Linked DNA regions of Homo sapiens: region 1 is linked to region 2. A link is an interaction called in ENCODE POLR2A ChIA-PET data of the cell type or tissue named here. Cell type or tissue: B cell. All regions are shown on one strand. Links, peaks and the distances in the headings refer to the core of each region. The heading gives the core; the rest is flanking DNA. Region 1 has its middle 11 kb from the start of ZFP69. Region 2 overlaps CAP1 (cyclase associated actin cytoskeleton regulatory protein 1).

The links. Peaks named below come from ENCODE experiments on the same cell type or tissue, not always from the same donor. Only the 100,000 strongest peaks of a DNase experiment are listed, where the experiment ranks them.
Region 1: POLR2A ChIA-PET joins it to region 2 with 5 read pairs; 5 of 35 experiments call an interaction of 5 or more read pairs at or near these places.

What each region holds. Positions count from the first base shown.
Region 1 is chr1:40,463,757-40,469,141 of GRCh38, forward strand. No RefSeq gene overlaps it. Among named protein-coding and RNA genes, the nearest start is that of ZFP69, 11 kb to the right of the region's middle. In B cell, for the core only: no CTCF peak of the experiment used is centred there; no DNase peak of the experiment used is centred there.
Region 2 is chr1:40,045,062-40,050,446 of GRCh38, forward strand. The region is part of intron 1 of CAP1 (cyclase associated actin cytoskeleton regulatory protein 1); the gene reads left to right. Among named protein-coding and RNA genes, the nearest start is that of CAP1, 7.0 kb to the left of the region's middle. In B cell, for the core only: no CTCF peak of the experiment used is centred there; no DNase peak of the experiment used is centred there; H3K27ac peaks cover 3,681 bases.

The sequences.
Region 1 (5,385 bases), core at 277-5,276, 420 kb after region 2:
CACCTATTATCAGCATTGTTTCAGAAAAGAAAGGACATTTTAATATTTTTAAATGTAGGAACAGTTCCCCCCTCCATTTTTTTTTTTTTTTGTTTTTTGAGATGGAGTCGCTCTGTCACCTGAGCTGGAGTGCAGTGGCGTGATCTCAGCTCACAGCAACCTCCACCTCCCAGGCTCAAGCAATTCTCCTGCCTTAGCCTCCTGAGTAACTGGGATTACAGGTGCCTGCCACCACACCCAGCTAATTTTTGTATTTTTAGTAGAGACAGGGTTTCACCATGGTGGCCAGGCTGGTCTCGAACCATTCAGGTGATCCGCCCATCTCGGCCTCCCAAAGTGCTGGGATTACAGGTGTGAGCCACCGTGCCTGCCCCTCCCCCACCCCCGACCCAGACCCTTTTTTAAAAAACAGTTTCACTCTTGCCCAGGCTGGAGTGCAGTGATGTCATAGTTCACTGCAGCCTCAAACTCCTGGGCTCAAGCAGTCTTCCTGCCTCAGCTTCCCAAGTAGCTGGGCCTACAGATGTGCACCACCATGTCTGGCTAATTTATTATTATTATTATTATTATTATTATTATTATCATTATTATTATTGTAGAGACAGTCTCACTATGTTGCTGGACTGGTCTCAAACTCCTGGCTCCAAGCAGTTCTCCCACCTCAGTCTCCCAGTATGCTGCGATTACAGACATGAGCCACCGTGTCTGGCCAGGAACAGCCTGTTATATTACGTCAGCTTTATGACAGACTCCCACATTTATCTTTACTTTTCCCAGTTCACTATGTGCCAGTGAAATTTCATGGCGTGTTAGTGATCTGTGGATTAACTTTTGAGAAACACTCTTTTAAGTATCCCTTTAATAAATCAGAATAAAATATAGTACAGCCTTTTACTCTAGCCCTTTATATGGCTAGAAGAGGTAGAAATTAAAATGTTGCTTCTCATTTCTAGAAGAAAAAATGTTAAAGGGAGTTTTCTAGCATTGATAGATAACTTACTGTACACGAGATGCTTATTTATATTTTATGGTTTTATATAGAGCAAGAATTGGCAAACTTTCTGTAAAGGGCCAGATAGTAAATACGTTAGGTGTTGTGGGCCATGTGGTCCCTGTCACACCTATTCAACTTCCCCATTTTAGTACAAAACAGCCAGAGACAATATATAAACTACAGTATCTGAACCTTGGCACTACCAATATTTTGGACCGGATAATACTTTGCTATAGGAAGCTGCCCAGTGCATCCTGGGATGTTTAGGGGAATCCTTGGCTTCTACCCACAAGATGCCAGCATTCAATGCTGATAGCTGCCCCTCCCCCAGTTGTGACAGTCAAAAATGTCTCCAGACATGGCCAGGTGTACCTAGAGGCCAAAATTGTCCCTGGTTGAGACCCACTGATGAATGTGTGCAATAGTGGTTCCCATAAACTGCATTTAAAAAACAGCTGTTAGGTTTCGTTTGGCTCAAGGGCTGTCATTTTTCACTCCTCCCCCCATAGAGTATGTAAAATGATTAGAAATGACAACAGACTATCATTTAGTATCAGATTAGTGTGTGTATATGCCATAAATTATTTCCTTAGCAATTCCTTTAGTATTTTTGTTGCAATAATTCTTTAAACGCTACATTTGTAATGCTGTCTTGGAGCCTAGGAATTATTTTTGGAGATATTTATGCAGACTTCCCTCTATAATGATCGGTTTTTTATTATGGTTAATCCATAAATATTTTGAGATGTATCTCTAAAAAACGAGCACTCTTTGAAAACATAACCACAATGCCATTATTATACCTACAAAAATTAACCACAATTCCTTAAAACATAATGATGCCTTTTTGAAGAGAGATATATTGAGACTTCATTCTGGGGAGAAACCTTTCAGATAACTTTATTTACCTTTTCCTTTGCCAAGCATACAACATTAGATTTGAAATATGCTTTGTATCAAGTGGAAGTGTCTCTTAAGATAGCCCCTAGAACAACACATCAAGAGGCCCACCAAAGAGGACCAGAGAAAGGTGACTGAAGGAGCCATACTCAGGCAGGGAAATACGGAGAGAAAGCAGAGGAATTGGCTCCTAATGCTTCACTGTACTTAATGAAATAGATACTCCATCCTTACAGACATAATTGGAAGTAAGTCAAGTTCAACTTCTTTGTTTTATATGGAGATAGAACAGTTTCAATCACGTGAGTATTATAAGTGTGAATTATCTAAAGTAAAGCTATAAATCCAGAATATATACCAGTATCTCTAGAATTTTTCATATTACTACATTTACTTAAAAAAAAAGCTGGCCTCTAACTCTTAAGTCCTGTATGACTGATGGGCAGAAAAAGAGTGAGGTATACACTGTTTCTTAAAATTGTTCTACCATGTTTCTATGGTCTTAGATTTCCCAAGAATTTGAATTTCTCCAATTGCTTATTTCCCTGAAAGACATGACTATGACTTTTCTCTGTAGTTCCTGCCTCAGTGATCTCATACAGTCTTTGGCTTAAAATACCGTCTCTGTTTAACAGCTGCCAGATTCACATCTCCAGCCCAGACCTCTCCCGAACTCCAGCCTTGTTCTAACCTTTGGGCCGTTTCACTAGCTGTTGCAGATGCCCTATACCCTTACCTTCTCATCTTTGCTCAATTGTTGCCTTCTTACTGAAGCCTATCCTGTCCATACTATTTAATACTGCAGCTGTCTACCTTCCAGATCGAGAAATCCCATACCCCTTTCACCTGCTCTATGTTTTTCATATCACCTATCACCCTAGATACTTCACATATTTGTGTTTATTGTTTACTGTTGTTTCCCCTGGCTATAATGTAAGCTCCATGTGGGCAGGGGCCTTTGTTTTTTTCACTGATATATCACAAGTGCCTAAAACAGTGCCTGACACGCAGAAGGGACTCAGTAAATATGTATTGAATGGTTTTGATTTGAACTGAATTGAACTATGTATCCATGATGCAAGTAAAGAAATGTAATCCATATACTTTCCTACCTACATTTTATATGTGAGGAAATATTTTTTGTTTCCTTTTTCTTTTCTGTGCAAGTGGACCAATATTTGAGAATCGTATACCTTTGAGAATCATAGCTGATATACTTTAAGATAAAAGGGTATTTCTGTGTTAATTTGGTTTGGTTGTTTTTGTTTGTTTGTTGAGACAAAGTCTCACTATGTTGCTCAGGCTGGAGTGCAGCGTCATGATCATGGCTCACTGCGGCCTCAACTTTCTGGGCTCAAGCGATCCTCCCACCTCAACCCCCTGAGTAGCTGAGACTACAGGCACATACCACCACACCTGGCTAATTTTTGTATTTTTTGTAGGACGGGGTTTTGCCATGTTTCCCAGGCTGGTCTCAAACTCCTGAGCTCAGGCAATCACCTGCCTCAGCCTCCAAAAGTGCTGGAATTACAAGCATGAGCCACTGTGCCCAGCCTAATTTGTTTAAAATGCATTTAAATGTGGCTGATTAACAACATGAGTTTATCTTTATTTCATGAACCTGAGTGCATAAGCAAACTGGAGGGTATAAAAGACAATAGAGGAGAATATAGAAGCAGACATGAGATGTCAAGTTTTTGGTGGTGAGAAAATAGAAGAGTGGTGACTGACTTAGCAGAGCCTGCAGAAAAGTATACTGGCACAAGGATGTTCCTGGGAAGACAGAGGCCTTGGAGACAGTGGGCATTATGGAAGAAAGAGGGCTGAAAATGGGGATTCATTGAAATTCTAATGTCAGATCCTTAGACCCCCTCACCTACCCATACAGCTGGCTGTTACGCACACATTCCTCCCTCATGCCTTTCTTCATCCCATTACCCTTTCCTCATCCCAAAGGAGACTAGAGGTTTATTCTCTGGTGAAGGACCGGTCTCCCAATGTGCTGGGATTACAGACATGAGCCACCATGTCCGGCCAGGAGCAGCCCTGTATATTATATCAGCTTTATGACAAATTCCCAAATTTGTCCTTACTTTTCTCACTTCACTATGTGCCAGTAAAAATTTCATGTCATGTTAGTGATTTGTGGATTGACTTTGGTGTCCTTGATTCCAGAGTTGTTCTAGAATCAGGGACACCAGACAGTAGAGACTGGGGTAAAAATATGGCTGAAATGGGGACTAATGTAAGGCTGCATATTGAACTGTGGGGCCCTCAGCACTCTTTTCTAATGAAAACCAAGTTTTCATCCCTTCAACCATCTTCCGTCCAACCCCAGCAGGAGATTGGAGGAATCCTCTGGGGAAACTAGTTGGCAGGCTGGGCGTGGTGGCTCATGCCTGTAATCCTAGCACTTTGGGAGGCCAAAGCTGGTAGATCTCCTGAGCTCAGAAGTTCAAGACCAGCGTGAGCAACATGGTAAAATCCCATCTCTACCAAAAATACGAAAATTTAGCCAGGCATGGTGGCATGCACCTGTGGTCCCAGCTACTCAGGAGGCCGAGGGGGGAGGATCGCTTGAGCCTGGAAGGCAGAGGTTGCAGTGAACCAAGATTGCTCTACTGCACTCCAACCTAGGTGACAGAGTGAGACTCCATCTCAAAAAAAAAAAGAAAGAAAGAAAAAGAGAGAAGAAAGAGAAAGAAAAAAAGAAAGAAGGAAAGAGAAAAAGAGAAAGAGAGAAAGAAAGGAAAGAAAGAAGAAAAAGAAACTGGATGGCTCCAAAGAAAAGGTACTGACATTTGTGGATACTTCAGTGAAACATAGAGGTCAATTTACTGTATTAGTCCACTTTCACACTGCTATAAAGAAATACCAAAGACTGGGTAATTTATAAAGGAAAGAGGTTTAATTGACTCACAGTCCCACATGGCTGGAGAGGTCTCAGGAAACTTACAATCACGGCAGAAGGAGAAGGAGAAGCAAATCCTTCACGAAGTGGCAGGAGAGAGAAAAGTGAAGGAGGAACTTCCGAACACATAAAACCATCAGATCTCGTGAGAACTTACTATCACAAGAACACCATGGGGGAAATTACCCCGTGATCCAATCACCTTTCTCCCTTGACTCATGGGGATTACAAATTGAGATGAGATTTGGGTGGGGACACAGAGCCAAACCATATCGATGGCCTAAACAGCCTGCACGTAAAGACCAAGCTTCCAGTCTCCATAAAGAGAAGAGAAAATGAATGGTAGGAAATTCATACATATACACAAGACAGTTTTTCAGAATCAAAGGACACAAATATTCAGATTAAAAGGGTCATCTGTCTGCCCAGCACACTCATTACCAGTAGCTAACATTTATCATTGATTTACAATGTGCCAGACACTGTTATAAGTGCTTTATACATTTCAACTAATTTAATTCTCAAAATCTTCTGAAGTGAATGCTAATATTATTCCCATTTCACAGATGAGGAGATAGAG
Region 2 (5,385 bases), core at 54-5,053:
GTGTGAGCCACCGCGCCTGGCCATATAATTCTTTATTATGGAGTTGTCCTGTGCACTGTGGGATGTTAAGCAGCATCTGTCTCTACCCAGTAGATGCCAATAAGACTTCCTCAGTTGTGACAACCAAAAATGTCTTCAGACATTGCCATATGTCTCCTGGAGGACAAAATTGCCCCTGGTTGAGAATTGCTGCGTTAGAAAGTATCGTAGCTATGATTGTACAATGTCCCCAACTAAATTCTGTGAGGGCAGGCCCCATAGCCATACTTAGCACAGTCGATGGTACATGATAAGCACTCAGTATCCTACAATGAATGAATCATTTGTTTCTGTTGAAGCTTCAAGAAATTACTGTTCCTTCAAGGAATTTCTGGGTGGGCAGGTTGGAGTACAATGGTGCAATCATGGCTGATTGCAACCTCCAACTTTTGGGCTCAAGTAATCTTCTCGCTTCAGCCTCCTGAGTAGCTGGGACTACAGTTCTTTTTCTTTCTTTTGTTTTTTGTTTTTTTGAGATGGAGTTTTGCTCGGTCGCCCAGGCTGGAGTGCAGTGGCGTGATCTTGGCTCACTGCAACCTCCCCCTCCCGGGTTCAAGCAGTTCTCCTGCCTCAGCCTCCTGAGTAGCTGGGACTAGAGGCACACACCACCACACTCAGCTAATTTTTGTATTTTTAGTAGGGACAGGGTTTTGCCATGTTGGCCAGGCTGGTCTCGAACTCCTCAAGGGAACCACCCACCTCAGCCTCTCAAAGTGCTGGGATTACAGGCATGAGCCACCATGCGCTCGGCCAAATGTTTGATTTTTTTCAGAGACAGGGTCTTGCTATGTTGCCTGGGCTGGTCTTAAACCCCTGGCCTCAGGTGATTCTCTGGCCTCAGTCTCCTGAGTCACTGGGATTACAGGCATGAGCCACCACACCTGGCAGATGTGATCTTAAGAGAAGTGCCATTGGTTTGAGTACTAGAAGCAAGCTTCTTGTTGATGGTGTAAGTCAGCAGATTTCCCTCTCTATTGAAAATTGTGTGAATTCCTGTTTTGTTTGTGTTCCTTGTATTTAGAGTGCTTGGTTTTAGTGGACAGGGACTATCATTTATTTTAAAGTTGCATATAGGCTGGGCGTGGTGATTCACGCCTGTAATCCCAGCATTTTGGGAGGCCAAGGCGGGTGGATCACCTGAGGTCAGGAGTTCGAGACCAGCCTGGCCAACATGGTAAAACCCCGTCCCTACTAAAATTACAAAAATTTGCTGGGTGTGGTGGCATGTACCGTAATCCCAACTACTAGGGAGGCTGAGGCAGGAGAATCACTTGAACCCGGGGAGGTGGAGGTTGCAGTGAGCTAAGATCGTGCCACTGCATGATCTGCGCCAGCTTGGGTGACAGAGCAAGACTCCGTCTCAAAAAAACAAAACAAAACAAAAAAAAACAAACAAACACTAAAGTTGCATATAGTTTATGGAGTTATTCACATTTATTTTAGTTGATAAAATTATACAGTCATGTGTTGCTTAATGACAGGTACATTCTGAGAAATTTGTCATTAGGTGATTTCATCATTGTGGGAACATCATAGAGTGTACTTGCACAAATTTAGATGATACTGCACATGGTGTAACTTATTACTCCTGGGCTACAAACCTGTATAGTATGTTACTGTATCTAATACTGTAGGCAGTTTGTAACACAGTGTAAGTATTTGTTTATTTAAACTTTTTTTTTTTTTTTTTGAGACGGAGTCTCACTCTGTCGCCCAGGCTGGAGTGCAGTGGCACGATCTTGGCTCACTGCAACCCCCGCCTCCTGGGTTCAAGCAATTCTTCTGCCTCAGCCTCCTGAGTAGCTGGTACTACAGGTGCGCACCACCACGCCCAGCTAATTTTTGTATTTTTAGTAGAGATGGGGTTTAACTATATTGGCCAGGCTGGTCTCAAACTCCTGACCTTGTGTTCTGCTAGCCTTGGCCTCCCAAAGTGCTGGGATTACAGGCATGAGCCATCGCGCCCGGCCACATTTTTAAAGTACAGTAAAAATAGGGTATTATAATCTTATGGGATTTTGTGTTGATTAATCCCCATATAATCCCATATAATCTTATGGGACCACTGTTGATTTTGTGGTCCATCCATTGACCAAAATGTCATTATGTAATGCATGACTGTAGTTTCATAATTTTAAATTAATGCAGCTACAGCATTCACCATGAAATTATTTCTTGATGTACTATATGTTAACCTGATAAAAACAAAGTTCTAAAAATATGCCTCAGCTACAGTGCTGCTTTGTTTGCCTTGTATTACCAGACCTTTTGTGCCAAACTTTTCCATTTGGCTGGAAAATAGTTGAAATGTTTAATGGAAGGAGCAGACTTGCTTTGTTTTGTTTTGTTTTTTCCTCCAGAGGGCATTGAAATTCCTATACTTTAGTTAATTATAGACTTACAGTCTTTCCATATTCCTACTTGTAGATGAATCATGGCTAAGGACAAACGTCATCCTTGAATCCATCTTTATATATTAGAGTGGGAAATGCTGTTTTATTAAAGCAACTATTCAGGCTGAAATCAGCCAATGCAGTTTTCCCTTACACGCTATAAAACATGTAGAAGTAGAAAGGGACTGCCGAGTGCTCTGTGCAATTAGTCTTCATAATATTCTTTGAACGTAGGAGAGAAGAGAACCCATGACCACACAAAGTTACCTGTTTGCTCCAGACATTGAAACAGCTAGTTCCCAAGTCTAATTTCACTTTATACACTAACTTTACTCACTCCTGGAGTTTCAGGTAGAGGACATGTGTAAGGAGGGAACAGGAGACAGGTGTTGATGTTGGGTTGGATTCCTTCCCTCCGTAGAAGATAGGCCTTTCTTTTAAAATCTAAACCTCGGGTGGCAGTGACTCAGGCACTAAATGTCATTGGTTTAATCAGTGAAACCAAATGCTTAGAGAAGAACAGTGGCTCCTGATTTGGGTTAGATTTAGATGGCATCTTTTTTTTTTTTTTGAGATGGTGTCTTGCTCTGTCTTGGCTCACCGTAACCTCCGCCTCCCGGGTTCAAGCAGTTCTCCTGCCTCAGCCTCCTGAGTAGCTGGGATTACAGGCATGAGCCATTGCACCCACCCACCATCACGCCTGGCTAATTTTTTTATTTTTGTATTTTTAGTAGAGACGGGGTTTTGCCATGTTGGCCAGGCTGGTCTCGAACTCCTGACCTCAGGTGATCTGCCCTTCTCAGCCTCCCAAAGCGCTGGGATTACAGGCATGAGCCATTGCACCTGGCCTTACAGGCATGAGCCATTGCACCTGGCCTAAATGGCATCTTTACTGGGGCAAAGTGGTGCCTGTTATTTGGTTTCTGTGTTAAACAAGCCAACTTGTATCTTCTGGTAGCATGTGTAGGTTTTACTTTGTGACATGTTAAAACCTCGTGATAAGAATTCATTAGAAGTAGAACTAACTACTACATAGTTTAGTGGTAATTTAGAAGGGATAGTCAAGTAGAGATTTTTATTATTATTATAAAATATTATATGTTAAAAGAAAGTTTGGAAAACAGGTAGAAATTGTCAAAAACCCATCACCCAAATGTGACAAATATTGTAAATTTTGCGTTCAAGTTTTTTTCCACACTTCATTTAGCTATTCCCCTATAATTAGAAGTCCAAGATAGATATAGATAGATCAATAGATCTAACATTGCAGCAAACATCTCCATGCTTATCACTTTTCTCACATTATGATTTACTTTCTTAGGATAAAACCTCAGGAACAGGATTACAAAATTAAGAGAAGCATTTTGAAGCAAATCAATTGGGCTACCATAGTAGACAGGCTGATTTGTATGGGTGCTTTATTTTCAATTTTACCTAAGGATGATGACTTAGAAAAACAACTGTGGGACAAAGTAGAAAACATTTCAAGCATAGCAACTTCCTACTCAAGTAGAAATTCATGCTACTGTCTTAATTGCCTGGTGGGATGCAACAAGAACTGCACGCATAACCTGGTTCCATTTACTTCTGAATGACTTCCTTGAATAGGCAGAAGGAATTGGGTTAAGTTGTTAGAAGTATAAGAGTGTGAAGCAGCTTTGGCAGGAATCACTAGCCATTTCTAATTTTTTTTTTTTTTTTTTTTTTTTTTGAGACAGAGTGTCTCTCTGTCGCCCAGGCTGGAGTGCAGTGGCGCGATCTCGGCTCACTGCAAACCTCCGCCTCCTGGATTCAAGAGATTCTTGTGCCTCAGTTCTGGCAGAAGGTGGTGTTTTTACAAGATGATTTCTAGGATTACAGGCATGCACCACCATGCCTGGTTAATTTTTGTATTTTTAGTAGAGACGAGGTTTCGCCATTTTAGCCAGGCTGGTCTCGAACTCTTGACCTCAGGTTATCTACCCGCCTCAGCCTCCCTAAGTGCTGAGATTACAGGCCTGAGCCACTGCGCCAGGCCTGGTTTTTTGGTTTCAAACCACAATAGACATTGCTGGAGAATCAAGCTCATAGTTTCTTTTTACTCTGCATGATATCCCTCCAAAAGCTTGTCTGTTCTCATGACTTCATGACAGTTCTTTGCCAATGATTTGCAAACATTATCTCCAGTCTTGATTCTTTCCTAGGCTTTATTTCTAAATACTCACTAGTCATTTCCACTTAGAAGCTTTGTCTTCTTTTCAAACTCAGCATATCCAAAACTGACCTCATCTTGTTGCCCTAACTAGAACATGCCACAACCCATTTCTGCCTATAATGTCATTATTCTCTTAAGGCCCCCATATTTGCAAATCAGGAGTCATCTTTGCCTCCCTTCTCTGAATGCTGCTGTGCTCACAGTCAGTACCATACAGTTAGTACTTGTTCTCAGTTTAATGCACACTTGTTTCATATGACCTCCTAGGGCAGAACCAAGATTCGTGGGTGGAAGTTGCAGGGAGGCAGATTTGCCTCCATATAAGGAAGAACTTTTTAATACTTTGAGCTGTCTGAATGGAATGGACTGCCTCCAGAAGTCTCGGGTTCTCCATCACTGAAGGTGTTTGAGCAGAGGCTGCCTGACTAATTGCTAATTGAAAGGACTGTTCTGGCATAAGATGGTGTTTTTACAAGATGATTTCTAGAATCCCTCTAATCCTGAGAGCCAGTGAGTCGATAGAAGGTAGCTTTGTCTCTCCTGCTAGACTCCCTTAGGACAGGGAGACTATTTTACCTTTCTTTTATATTCTGTACAGCACTTAATTCAGGTGCTGGTCTCTTAATTGCCTAAAGATGATTATTTACAGGTTAATTGATTCTTTTCATTTTGTTCCAATATTTGGTTAAACACCAAATATTGTGGATTTTTTTCCTTTGAAATATCTTGGGGAGACCAAGGCAGGTGGATCACCTGAGA